Linked DNA regions of Homo sapiens: region 1 is linked to region 2. The links are chromatin contacts, found by Hi-C or POLR2A ChIA-PET in ENCODE. All regions are on one chromosome and are shown on one strand. The core of a region is the stretch at or near the end of the contact, and the rest is flanking DNA. Distances in the headings are between cores, read along the strand shown. Region 1 overlaps RAP2C-AS1 (RAP2C antisense RNA 1). Region 2 overlaps RAP2C-AS1 (RAP2C antisense RNA 1).

Evidence for each region. A loop is a pair of places that touch in the nucleus more often than their neighbours do. ChIA-PET counts read pairs that join two places held with the same protein, here RNA polymerase II (POLR2A). Pooled maps may share reads with other maps.
Region 1: a map of PC-3 shows a loop between it and region 2 (2.5-fold over the local background). The contact joins two enhancer-like sites. A Hi-C loop is called at or near these places in 6 of 168 maps with a recorded cell type or tissue (B cell, CD4-positive, alpha-beta T cell, MCF 10A and 3 more) and 3 of 50 pooled maps. POLR2A ChIA-PET finds 5 or more read pairs at or near these places in 3 of 52 experiments (MCF 10A, Panc1 and activated CD4-positive, alpha-beta T cell).

What each region holds. Positions count from the first base shown.
Region 1 is chrX:132,231,637-132,238,752 of GRCh38, forward strand. The region is part of intron 1 of RAP2C-AS1 (RAP2C antisense RNA 1); the gene reads left to right. Among named protein-coding and RNA genes, the nearest start is that of RAP2C, 16 kb to the left of the region's middle. RefSeq lists a silencer at 5,565-5,859. Within about 2 kb of position 5,500, at least 2 of the 41 ENCODE cell types and tissues checked have a DNase peak (open chromatin) inside an H3K27ac peak, as active enhancers do; they include PC-3, where a contact is called at or near this core.
Region 2 is chrX:132,266,300-132,273,139 of GRCh38, forward strand. The region is part of intron 2 of RAP2C-AS1 (RAP2C antisense RNA 1); the gene reads left to right. Among named protein-coding and RNA genes, the nearest start is that of RAP2C, 50 kb to the left of the region's middle. Within about 2 kb of position 5,057, at least 4 of the 41 ENCODE cell types and tissues checked have a DNase peak (open chromatin) inside an H3K27ac peak, as active enhancers do; they include PC-3, where a contact is called at or near this core.

The DNA of each region.
Region 1 (7,116 bases), core at 4,250-6,749, 34 kb before region 2:
AAAAGAGGTTTAATTGGCTCACGGTTCCACAGATTTAACAGAAAGCATGACTGGGAGGCCTCAGGAAACTTACGATAATGGCAGAAGGTGAAGGGGAAGCAAGCACCTTCTTCATATGGTGGCAGGAGAGAGAGAGAGCAAAAAGGGAAGTGCCACATACTTTTAAACCATCAGATCTCATGAGAACTGACTCACTATCAGGAGAAGAGCAAGGGAGAAATCCTCCCCATGATCCAATCACCTCCCACCAAGTCCCTCCTCTGATTAAACATGAGATTTGTGTAAGGACACAAATCCAAACCATATTCAAGTCCCTTATTAGACATAGATGATTTGCAAATATGATCTCTCATTCTCTAGGTTGTCTTTGGGTTGATAGTATCTTTTGGAGCACAACATTTTTTAAGTATGATGAAGTTTAATTTATCTATTTTTTTCTTTGGTTGCTTGTGTTTTTGGTGTCGTATCTAAGGATACTTTGCCAATTTTGAGGTCATGAATATTTACCTTATAATTTCTTCTAAGAGTTTTACAAGTTTAGCTCTTACATTTACATCTTTGATTAATTTTGAGTTAATTTTTGTATATGGGGTGAGTAAGGGTACAATTTAACTCTTTCACATGTGGCTAACTAGTTGTTCCAGCAGTTTGTTAAAACAACTATTCTTCCCTGTTGAATGGTCTTGGCAAAAATCAATTGACCATAGGTGTATGGGTTTATTTCTGTACTCTCAATTCTATTCTATTGTTTTATGTCTATCCTTATGGCAGTAACACATTGTCTTGATTACTACTGCTTTTTAGTACATTTTGAAATCAGAAGTGTGAATCTTCCAGGTTTGTTCTTCTTTTTCATGATTATTTTGGCTATTCTGGGTCATTTGCAATTCCAAGTGAATATTAGAATCAGCTAGTCAATTTCTAAAAGGAATCCACCTGAGATTATGGTAGGAATTGCATTGAATCTATAGATCAATTCAAAGAGTATTGCCACCTTAACAATATTAAGTCTATTAAGTCTTCTCATCCACAAGCATGGGATATTTTTCAATTTATTTAGATATTCTAAAATTTATTGAACAATATTTGTTAGTTTTCAGAGTGTAAGATTTGCACCTCTTTTGTTAAATTTCTTCCTAAACATTTTATACTTTTTCAATGCTACTATGAATGGAATTGTTTCTTAATTTCATTTTGGACTGTTCATTGTAAGTGTATAGAAATAAAATTGAATTTTGTATATTGATTTTGTACCCTAAAAACTTGCTGAATTTGCTTATTAGTTCTAATAGTTCTTTTCAGATTCCTTAGCATTATCTACATACAAGATCATGTCATCTGTGAATAGACATCATTTTATATCTTCCTTTCCAATCAGGATGTCTTTTATTTCATCTTCTTGCCTAATTGCCCTGCCTAAAACTTCCAGTACAATGTTGAATAAAAATTGTGAGAACAGATCGATATCTTCGTCTGATTTTCCATCTCCTGGAAAGCATGTAGCCTTTCACTACTAAGTACGCTGTTAGCTGTGGGTTTCTTGTAGATACCCTTTATCAATTTGAGGATGTTCTTTCTAATTCTAGTCTGTGGAGTGTTTTTTAAAATCATGAAATAGTGTTAGGATATTTGTCAAATGGTTTTTCTGTGTCTACTGAGATGATCATGTAATTTTCTTGTTTTGTTGATATAATGTGTTATACTAATTGATTTTCAAATGTTGAACCAAACTTGCATTCCTGTGATAAATCTCACTTGGTCATGATACATAATTCTTTTTTGGATTTTGCTGGATTCAGTTTGCTAGTGTTTGTGGTGAATTTTTGTATCCATATTCATAAGAGATATTGGTCTGCAGTGGTTTTTTTTTTAGTTGTGATGTTTTTGTCTGTTTTTTCTCTCAGGATAATATTGGTCCCATAGAATCAGTTGGGAGATGTTCCTTCCTCCTTTTTAATTTGGAAGAGTATGTGATGAACTATTATTAATTGATCATCACATGTTTGGTAGAATTCACCAGTGAGGCTATCTGGGCCTAGGTTTTTCTTTGTGGGTAGTTTTGCCTTTTTATTTTTTTTTTAACTACATCAATCTCTTACTTGTTATAGGTCTCTTCAGATTGCCTAATTTTTCTTGAGTAAATTTTGGTAGTTTTTGTCTTTCTAGAAATTTGTCCATTTAATCTAGGTTATTTATTTTATTGGTAGACAACTGTTCATAGTACACCTTTATAATCCTTCTTATTCCTGCAAGGTCTGTAGTAATGTTCCCTTTTTTGCCTGGCTAATATATATTCTTCCTCTGAGATCCAATTCACACACCATCTATTTCACAAAGCTTTCTTTTACACTCCTCCTACCCCCACCCCCACCCCAAAAATCTTTCTGAAATAATATTCAATACCCCTCTTCATTCCCTCATCATATCATTTTACAGACTGTATTATTTCCTCTTTATTATGTCTATTTTCCTCCTAGACTGTGAGAAACTTGAGGAAAGAAACTTTGGTCTTAATGACACAAGATGCTTAATGAATGTTTTTGGAAATTAACTGAAATTAGTGACTGTTATCAAGCTCCCTTAGCCTGATGCATCTATATCCACTATTGAACTACATTTGCTACTCAGAGTAAATATTCCTATTTTCTCATCAGTGTCCCCTCTTATTCTTATTACTGATCTCTCCCTTTGCCTTTCTCCACACTTGTATAATATGATGACCTCTCTCCCTCATCCACAAGTTGCCAAGAACTTCCTTAAAAAGCTAAATCTCAGTTTTCCATATTCCACCCTTCTAAATCATCCATGGTTCATTGTAAAATCTCTGGCTGAAAAAAAAACATAAAGAGCCCTAAACTCATGAAAAGGTACTCAGTCTCACTCCGTAATAAGAAAGGTGTAAATTAAAGCCACACTGAAATACTGTTTTTCACCTATCAGATTGGCAAAAGACAAAATGTTTGATAATACAAGTAGCAAAGAGGAAGAGAAGGAAAGAAACTTGTAACCATCAAGCAACTACAGTGGACCAGGCACATTACAGGAAGTAAGCTATTGATTTCCTCCCTCTCCATCTTTTACGTGAATTTGCCAGCTAAAATGAAGTATGTACAAATAAAATACATTTTGCTTGAAAAGTAAGTTATTTCTGGACACATATTTGTGTATCAGAAAAGATAAGTGTTTCATATTAAGATAAGGAAAGAGTGTGAATTAGGTTCAACTATACATAATTTACAGATAGATTATAAATCTTTTTCCCTGTCTCTTGCCCTGTGCTCCTCCTAATCCTCATTAGTTAATGACATCAAATGAGAATGCATGCAATTTAGGAAACGATAGTAGAGAGTACAAAAGGGGATTTCAGTAAGTTTTCAGACAACCTAGAAAGTTCAGCCTCCTTTCAGTGTGATCAGGAAAGACTGAACTATGAACAGGATTCCAGATTCATCTAAAGTTAAGGTCGAAATTTCTAAAAGTGGGGCTGTGGATCTCTTAGAGGCTTGTAAATCCCTACATTGAATTGTCTGTACACAATAAATAGATCTGGTATATATGTGCAATGCTTTAAATTCATATTGATGTTATTGTGAAGAATAAAATATAAATTCACATATGTTTACAAACAAATTTTAATTTTTTCATTTTGCAAAAGCAGTACATGCTAATTGTCAAAAACTATGGACTGGCAAGAGGAAGAACATAAAGTTCACCTAAAATTCTACCACCCAGAAGTAACCATAGTTGTATATTTTTTGATAGAAATGATTTAGATTTACAGAAAAATTGTGAAGATAGTATAGAGTTCCAATATAACACACACCTAGTTTCTCCTATTATTAACATCTTATGTTAGCATGGTACATTCGTTTTAATTAGTGAACCAATATTGATTCATTATTATTAACTGAAGCCCATACTGTGTTTGAATTTCCTTAGTTTTTACCTAATGCTTTTTCTCTGTTCAGAGATCCCATCCAGGATACCACAGTCGTCATACCTCCTTAGGTTGTTCTTGGCTGTGACACTTTCTTTGATTTTCCTTGTTTTTGATGACGTTGACAGTATTGGTTAGATATTTGTAGAATGTTTCTCATTTGGATTTGTCTGATGTTTTTTGTAATTTGACAGAAGTTATGGAGTTTGAGGAGAAAGACTATAGAAGTAAAGTCCAATTCTCATCAGTAAAATGCCATTCCCATCACACCATATCAAGGGTGTGTACATTACATATATGTGCGTACATGTACGTTGTAATTATATGTGTATGTATATATAATTACATATAATTACAATGTACATACTATTTTGTACTCTGCTTTCACTTAAATACCTGGCACGAAACCCTTTCATGTCATTAACAGCAACATATTAATATCTACAAGTTCATTTTAAAATGTTAATGATTCCAGAGGAGATTTATGTCTCCATGTCTTTCCTCAAATGATGGATTCTCTGGGTCTACTTCCTATCATGTGCAAGACAGTGTCATTTGTTTACATTATAGAAGTGGGTCTGATTGTAGAGTTTGCATCCTAGACTCCGACATTTCTCTTTGAGGCTGTAGGTTGGGTTGGGTTTTGTGAGCTATTTTGAATATTTTGAATTCCTTTCAGGATCAGTGATAAGTGAGGAGGTAAGAGAGATAAATACAGAGGATACGCTATGTAGAGAATTCAGAAAAACAAGAGACTTTTGGATTTATTATCTAAAGGGAGATAATCCAATTCAGAGTCACTACCTGAGATACTATGGGAACTGACAGTCTCCAAAGGCTATGTTTTGCTAAACCACAGCATATTTCCACGAATTAGGACACAAGGGATGGTAAAGATTTGTGGCAATAGATATTTGCGTCATTTAGAAATGTCAACTAGGGGGCCGGGCGCAGTGGCTCATGCCTGTAATCCCAGCACTTTGGGAGGCCGAGGCGGGCGGATCACGAGGTCAGGAGATCAAGACCATCCTGGCTAACAAGGTGAAACCCCGTCTCTACTAAAAAAAAAAAAAAAAAAAAAATACAAACAAAGTAGCCGGGCGTGGTGGCGGGTGCCTGTAGTCCCAGCTACTAGAGAGACTAAGGCAGGAGAATGGCGTGAACCCAGGAGGCGGAGCTTGCAGTGAGCCGAGATCGCGCCACTGCACTCCAGCCTGGGCGACAGAGCAAGACTCCTTCTCAAAAAAAAAAAAAAAAAAAAAAAGAAAAAAAATGTCAACTAGAACTCATGGTATTTTTTATGAATTGAAAAGTGACCCCAAATAACTAGCTAATTTGTACTTTGTGGTAGCATTTTATTAAATATTAAAATTTGGTTCTTCTGGGTGGAATTTTACCTAAGATAATTACAATATATTATAATTTAAACCAACACTGTGGTTGAACCCAACGTCATATTTTGAGTGTTACTGCCAATTGGACAATGTTTACTTACTACCCCCTATGGGTTAGAGGTAAACTAACTAGATTATTTGTTTGGGCTTATCTCTGCTTATGTTGATCCAAAAGATGTCATTAATTTCTGCTAACATTATTGTTTGAATGAAGTGAAATTAAGGGTGTGTTATTATGACTAATACGGTGAATGTATTTATTTATTTATTTTAAGTATTTGACACTGACTCCTGGGGATTACAATAGGAGATTCTGCTGGCTTTTGCCTACATATCAAGAAAAGTATGTATGCAGTATCATGCCAGGAAATGAGTGGCAGAGGCTTGGACTGGGAACATTATACCAATTGTAATGTATTTGCAGCAGTAAACCAGAGGCCAGGGGAGTTACAAAAACAAGACTGCCAACTCACACCGAATGTCTATGCAAATAAGCAATTGAGAGATCTTAGTTTATTTATTCAAATGTGGTATGCTGACAACAGCAGTGGACTGAGAAGTATGAAGTTCTGAGTTTGGAAGCCTCCTACAACACCAACTCCCTGTGTAATCAAGACTCATCACTTCCTCTTTCTGAGTTTTCCCCTCCCAAGGCTCTTTCTAGATCTAGCAGCCTATGAATCCTATGATTCTACTAGGTGTGAGGCATTAGGTGCTTTGTGAGAGCCAAAATTGTATAAGACACTCTTAAAGTTCTTTTTTTGGAGGCTGTATATTTTTAATAGAAATATTAAAAATTTATCTGTCATTGTGTCACACTCTGTCACTGTGTCACCCAGGCTGGAGTGCAGTAGCACAATCATGGCTCACTGCAGCCTCAACCTCCTGGGCTCAAGCAATCCTCCTGCCTCAGCCTCCTGAGTAGCTGGAACTACAGGTGCACACCAGCAGACATGGCTAATCTTTGTATTTTTTGTAGAGACAGGGTTTTGCCATGTTGTCCAGGCTGGTCTTGAGCTCCTGGGCTCAAGTGATCTTCCCACCTTTGCCTCCCAAAGTGTTGAGATTACAGGTGTGAGCCACTGTGCCTAGCCTCAAGTTCTCTCTCTCTTTTTTTTTTTTTTTTTGAGACAGAGTCTCACTCTGTTGCCAGGCTGGAGTGCAGTGGCCAGATCTTGGCTCACTGCAACCTCTGCTTCCCGGGTTCAAGTAATTCTGCCTCAGCCTCCCGAGTAGCTGGGATTACAGGTGTGTACCACCTTGCTCAGCTAATTTTTGTATTTTTCGTAGAGGTGGGTTTTCACCATGTTAGCCAGGCTGGTCTCGAACTCCTGACCTCAAATGATCCACCTGGCTCGGCCTCCCAAAGTGCTGGGATTACAGGCGTGAGCCACTGTGCCTGGCCCTGGCCTCGAGTTCTTAAAAATCAAAGTAAGGAGTTGAATATTCCATAGATATTCTGCAAATATTTGCTCCCAGGACTCAAGAAGGCCCCAAGAACTGAGGCAGAGACAGAGCACATAAGTGGACAGTTACACAATTCTAACAATGAAGCAAGGCTACAATATTTGTCTTAGCTTCAATTCCATTTATTTTGCTCCAACGATCTATCTATACACAGCTGAAAATTAGTGATAACATTGTCTCTTATCTGTTTTGTGCTGCTATAACAAAATGCCACAGACTGGGTAATTTATAACAAACAGAAATGTATTTCTCACACTTCTGGAGGCTGGGAAGTTCAAGATCAGGTGCTAACATCTCGTGTCTGGTGAGGGCCTATCA
Region 2 (6,840 bases), core at 3,807-6,306:
CAATAGGACTGGTGCTCCTGTGAGAATCTAATGCTGCTACTGATCTGACAGGAGGCAGAGCTCAGGCTTTAATGCTCACTGGCCTGCTGCTCATGTCCTGCTGTGCTGCCTGGTTTCTAAGAGGCCATGGACTGGTATGGGTCAGCAGCTCGGGGGTTGGGGACCCCTGTTTTAGAACACTTGCTTTGGGAAGCCCTGAAAGAATTCTGGTTCCCCTGCTGGAGAGACCATGTCAAGAGGAGAGCTCCTGAGACTATATGTAAATAAAGAGAGGGCCAGCCATCTCAGATTCCCAGTTGAGCCTCTGGATGACTCCAACTGCCATCTAACTACACTGCCTGAGTGAGATCAGCAGAAGAAATTTCTGGCTGAGCCCAGTCAATCCACAGAATAGTGAAACAAAACAGATTTATGTTTAGCCATTAAATTTTGGAGTAGTTTGCTAGGTGACAATAGATCATAGAAACACTCTTTTTCATGACTGCCTCATACCCTACACTATGAGATAGGGTAACAGAAATCTGATTTCCAAACTTTCCTGAACCCACAGGCCAGCTTTACTTGTCAGAAACCTGTTCATCTCTCCATGGAAAAGACATAGCTCCTGAATCATCCACACTTCTGTGTGAAGCAAGCCTCAGTACATCTTCCTAAAAGATAGTATTCCAAGTCTCTTGAGTTGTGCATGAAAAGCTTCAGTCCCAGACCTTGACATTTCTGGTATCAAAAAGCAGGTGTGAAAACTCTTTGGATGACTCATAATCAATCATCCAAATGGGTGGCCTCCTCCCTCTACGTGCCTGCCTGTCCAGAAGCAGATAACTGCTCAATGGTATTGCCTTTCTAGGGAACCATATCCACCCACCACCATCATAAACCCTTAGAAGTCTTGGTTTCACTCAAAAATTCTCACATATGAATACATGATGTCATCCTGAGGTTTGCATCAGACTGAGTTCAGATTGCATATTTTTCCACAAGCATCATTCTGCTGCAAAGTTAGAAGATGTATTGCTGCTGGCTTTATTTACTTATTTTTGTTTCCTTGACAAGAGTTCTGCTTCAACAGGTCCTGTGAAAACATTAATTTATGGCTATAATAATTTCGAATAATATTCTGGAGATAGCTGGTAGGCATATTATCCAAGAAGACCACTTTTATATAGTGACCTTCCTTGCATTGTTTTATTTAGAATGCACATCTTTATTTTTATAAATACAGCCAACTCAATTATCTAGGTTACCGAAAGGGCAAAGTGGTGCAAATAATCTAAAACGCTGGGGCGAAGGTCATTTGTATTTGTTTTGCGAATGTATTATAGTTTATTTTTCCAGCAGCAGCAGGTGTTCCTAATTATGGTTTTCTTTAGGCTAATACTGGAATTAGCTGACACACTCTGAGTGTGTGTGTATATATATATATAGAATATGATATATAAAAAACATGTTGGGTAACTGAGCAGGGAGAACCGACCCAAGACTCAAGCTGTTTGATGTACAATTTGCCTGCAAAGTCTTAATTTTTTTTTTTTTGGTAACTTACCTGTCAGATTTCACACATTAAATGAGAACTGTTCCTCACCTTGATGGGCTGCATACCAACTCTAAAGACGCCATAATTTTTCTGACATTCTCAAAATTTCTATTTGTGATTTACCTCCTTTTCCTCAGTCATGGGAGAATCTGGGCTTCTGTATCAGCCTGTTCATTGCAACGTCTGTCCCTGAAGGACTTTGGGGGCTGGGAGGAATGCACTGGGATCAGAATGAGACTGCAGGGCTTCAGCCACCATCTGTATCTTTGACTCCCAAATTCATATCCCTAGCCCAGACCTCCCTCCTGAACTCAAGTGGTGTATACATCTTCCTATTTATCTCCCCCAGAATGTTCCACAGGACCTTCAGCTGAACTCCTCTTCCTTACTCCTTTCAGAATCTCCACCTCCTCCTATGTTCATTACATCAGTGGCTGGTACCATTATCCATCCAGTCCTCAAACTATGAATTCAGGAATCATTCTTGCCTTCTCCGTCTCCATTCTTCCTCACATTCTTCAGTTCTTGCTGATTTTACTCCCTTATTTTCGCTTGTGTCTGCTTACCTGTTTCCATCCTCACTTCCACTCAGACCAAACACCTATCACCTCGTCTGTTCCACTAAAACATTTTTTTTTTTTTTGTAGCCCAGGCTGGAGTGCAGTGGCACGATCTCAGCTCACTGCAATCTCTGCCTCCTAGGTTCAAGCAATTCTCGTGCCTCAGTCTCCAGAGTAGCTAGGGCTACAGGTGTACATCACCATGCCCAGATAATTTTTGTATTTTTAGTAAAGAGGGGGGTTTCACCATGTTAGCCAGGCTGGTCTCGAACTCCTGGCCTCAAGCTATCTGCCCACCTCGGACTCCCAAATTGCTGGGATTACGGGCGTGAGCCACTGCGCCCGGCCTCACTCAGACACTTCATAACTTGCTTTCTTGCATCAAATCTTGCTCCCTGCCCCCATCTATCCTCCACAGAGCAAAGACACAGAAGGGTTGTTCTGATACCTATATCTCAAGTCACTCCTGTGCTTAAAATCCCGAATGTCTTCTCATTGCCCTTAAGGTAAAGTGCAAAACTGTTACCTAGCCTACAAAAGTCCTGCTCAAATATGACCCCTGCCAACAGTTATGTCTCTTTTCCCTTGGGTCTCCCCACTTTCCTCCCTTGCTTCTCCCCACCTCAACCATGCTCTAGTTTTTTCTGTCTTAGCACATGCCAGGCTCTCTAGTCTCTGGGCCTTTGTGGGGAGCTTTCCCTCTACAGTTTCCTTTCACTTTCCTCTTCATCTGGCTAAATCCTCCTCATTCTTCAGATCTGGATAAAAGTGTCACCAGCTCAGAACAATTTTCTCTGACCACCCCCCAGACTTTTAGGTCTCTGTTTCATGCTCTCCTAGTACCCCGGACTTCTTTGTAGCACTCCTCAGACTGTAAGTACCACAAGGGGTCAGGACAGGCATGTATTAATTCCCTGCTCAAGTTGTTAGCACTGTGGTGGAAACGGAATAGGAGATCAATAAATATTTTCTAGGCCAGGCACAGTGGCTCATGCCTGTAATCCCAGCACTTTGGGAGGCTGAGGTGAGTGGATCACCTGAGGTCAGGAGTTCAAGACTAGCCTGGCCAACACAGTGAAACCCCATCTCTACTAAAAATACAAAATTTAGCTGGGCGTGGTGGTGGGCCCCTGTAATCCCAGCTACTGGGGAGGCCGAGGCTGGAGAATCACTTGAACCCAGAAGGGAGAGGTTGCAGTGAGCCAAGATCACACCACTGCACTCCAGCCTGGGCCACAGAGTGAGACTCTTTCTCAAAAATAAATAAATAAATATTTTCTAAATGGCCGACTAAACAATGACCTCCTAATTGGTCTGCCTTCCTTCAGGGTCTTCCCTCCTGACCTATTTTATCCACTCTCAGCAGAGCGATCTCTAGGCCTAGAATCTAAGGTACAGCCCCAATCAAATCACTTTGGAGCTTAAAGAAAAGTCAGTTCTTGCCCTCACCTACCAAATGAAGTCTGAAGGCTTTTGTATGACATGACATTAAGGTGTTCTGTAATCTGGTCCTAAACTACCTGACCAACCTTATTTGTCCATCTTGTTTTCTGCTTAGAAGAAACTCCAGATTCTAGTCAAATAGAATTGCATGCTATTTCCTGCCAGTGCTTCACGTTTTCTAGCCTTTGTGCCTTTACTTCTGGTGATCCATCCTCCTGGCAAGCCCTCACTGCATTTCTGCCTAAGTCCCATCTCTCCTTCATGATCCTCCTTAAAAGTAATGTCCTCTCTGAAGCTTTTGCAATTCCCCCTGGCAGCTGAAAATGACCCCTGCTCCCTCTGAACATCCCAGCCCTTTCTACCTCCCTGTGGCATCGATCCTATTATGTGCACGCAAGGCTCATTCTCTACTAGACTGCAAACCACAAGGGAGAAGAGCTTGGTCATTTCTGTATGACTGACAGGACTTGGGCAACACTAGAGGTTAGGGACCTGTTTGGAGGCCTACCATAAGTTTTATAACTTTGTACACAAAGTGTTTTCTAAGGACCAGCTGCTTAGATATCACCTGGGGGCTTGGTAGTAATTTACAATCTTGAGCCTACCAGATTTAGCAAATCAGAATCTGCATTTTAACAAGATCCCCAGGTGATCCACATGCACATTAAAATTTAAGAAGCAGTGCACTGTTTTATTACACAAGGTAAGAGCATCCGTAAAAGAGGATAAACACCACATCTTGTAATTCTGTGCTCTCAGACATGGTATCAACTTTCATATCAGCCGCACAGTGTGTGTTTCTCTGCTTTTGAATCACCAGCCCAATTTCCTTCCTGCTCTTAGTTTGGAACCTTCCCCTTCTTCAAAAACATGGAAGGATCCCTGTCTTGGTCAAGGGAACCCTTTCTCCTATGAGAAAGCTGTGGATGCACAAAGCTGGCCCCAATCAGAAAGGGAGGTTATGATTCCTTACAGCTTGCCATAATTTATGTAGTCTCTGGCCAAGGTGTGAGTCAAGCCTCGTGTCCTCTGTTAAACATCAGTGCAAGAATGCCACGGAATGATGTCAAGTGAGCTTTTGAGCTAACCACTCCTAGAAACATCTGGCGCTGGCAGAGGATCATGACTATGAATACAGAGGAAGGGAACACTTGAGCAATTTGAATTAATCACAGTTTTAAGTGTCTTGTACAAAATGTTTTTATGTTTTGATCTAAATAGGCAAACAACTAAGCAATGCTTTCCTAGGTTTTAGAAGAGAGGTAAAGATCCCATTGAAATGACTTTTTTCCCTCTGCACTTTCTCTTTCCTCACATCATTCGAACAAGAATAACCTTCTCTTCTTCCCTAGGGCTCCCTTAATTATTAACACAGCTGTGCATGGTGTTCAGCGCCCACCTTGTCTGTAGATGCTGATAGGTCCTGTAAAACATATTATCTCGCTTCTTTACAGTACACTGCAGAGAAACTTGATAATTGGAAAAACCCTCAAGTTCAGGCAAAGCAGCTAAAACTAGAAGTGGCAGAACCTGCTGCTTTTGCCTCAGGCATATATTTGCTGCTAAATCACTGCTCCTAAAAACTCCTCTCATTTGAGCTCCTTGGCTTCTAATCAGAACCACACCCAGAGTGAGACAGGAGTGGTTTCAGACTAGCTTCTGTCTGACACTGGGAAAGAAAAATAAAACTGTCTTTCTGCCACTGAAGTAACAGAAAAATAAGGGCTTGCTGGCAACCTCCGTGTCACAGGCCTCTGACTGCATTTAATCAGAAATGTCTATTGTTGAATTGAGCTTTGCTGGCCAAAGAAATAACTGTTTTGAATTAGAAACTGAAAGATGATGAACAGGCCACTGATGGAAGCTATTCTTCCCCTGAGAAAGTTGTCCCTAGACGAGATTGTGAAATAGACGCATTTCACATTTTCTCTTAAACTGTCTCTCCATTTGCTGGGTGTATCAGTTAGGGTTCTCTAGAGAAACAGAATCAATAGGATATATATAAAGTGGGGGAGGGAAGGGAGAAAGAGAAGGAGAGAGATTGATTTAGAGTTGGCTCATATGATTTTGGGAATTGGCAAATTCAAAATTTGTAGGGCAGACCAGGAGCTGCAAACTCAGGCAAGAGTTGAAATCACGATTTTGAGTTAGAAATTCTAGGGCAGGCCAGCAGGCTAGAAACTCAGGCAAGATTTCTATGTTACAGACTTGAGGCAGAATTTCTTCTACAGTATACCAAGACAATTCTGGCATTTCAACTTCATTTCGTATGGGCCACATTTTATTCAAAGTTTCATGCAACCGGTCAAACTACTAGACTGGGCTAGGGTCAACTGGTCTTACTGACTGAAGGCTATGCAGGTTCAAAATTGTTGGTCTGGACCATAAGGAAACATGGTAGGGCTCCCTGTGAAATTAGAAAGCCAGGAAGGTTTAAAAGACAGGGGTATTTGTCTGACCACTCTAACTTGCACAGAAGGAGTCTCTGTGGCCATGTCAAGAGAGCCAAACTCTCAGATATCACATCCTTCAGGAGACGTCCATGATAGGCAGTGACTCAAGAACTACTCTAAGGCCTTACTTTGCCTTTTAAGCCAAGACAGTTTGGCCCTCCCTGTTCTGTACTGCCCTATCCTGACTGACTGGCCATCCCCTCTGAATTAGAAGAGTACTTACTGGTCTTTTCTTCAATGCCTGCCGCTTGTCTGAAGCACAGTGACCCCACATCCTCTCTCCCAGCCACATGCCTTTGTTGGCCTTCTGGTCATCCAGCATTCTGCATTGCAGTGTCCTGGACAGGCTTACCCTCTCCCTGCTCCCAAATAAGCTTGTTCTACCCTTCCATGTGTTCAAACCTTGTTGCCAGCTCATGGAGCACTGGATATCTCTTTGACAAAGTGGAGAGGCAACATGGTATGAATAACTGATAATCTACTTATATTTATTTATTCAATCAACAAATAGGTACTTTAGTGTATCAGGCCTTGTGCTAGAGGCTGGGAAGAAATAAGTAAATCTGACATAGTTCTTGCCCACAATGTACTCATCATCTAGTTAAGGAGACAGACAAGCAGTTGAACACAAACAATTGCCATACAGTGTAAGAAGAATAATGGTAGAGGTATGTTTTGAGAACAGTTGTAGCAGAGAGAAAAAGTGAGTAACGCTTCATGGCCTGGGAGAGTGGAGAGGATTTCAGCTGCTTCCTGAGAAGTAAGTAGTAGTTCACCAAGTAAACAAGGCAAATGAAACATGCCAGAGTGAGGTAACAGCAGGAGCAGAGGCACAGTTGTGTACTCATAC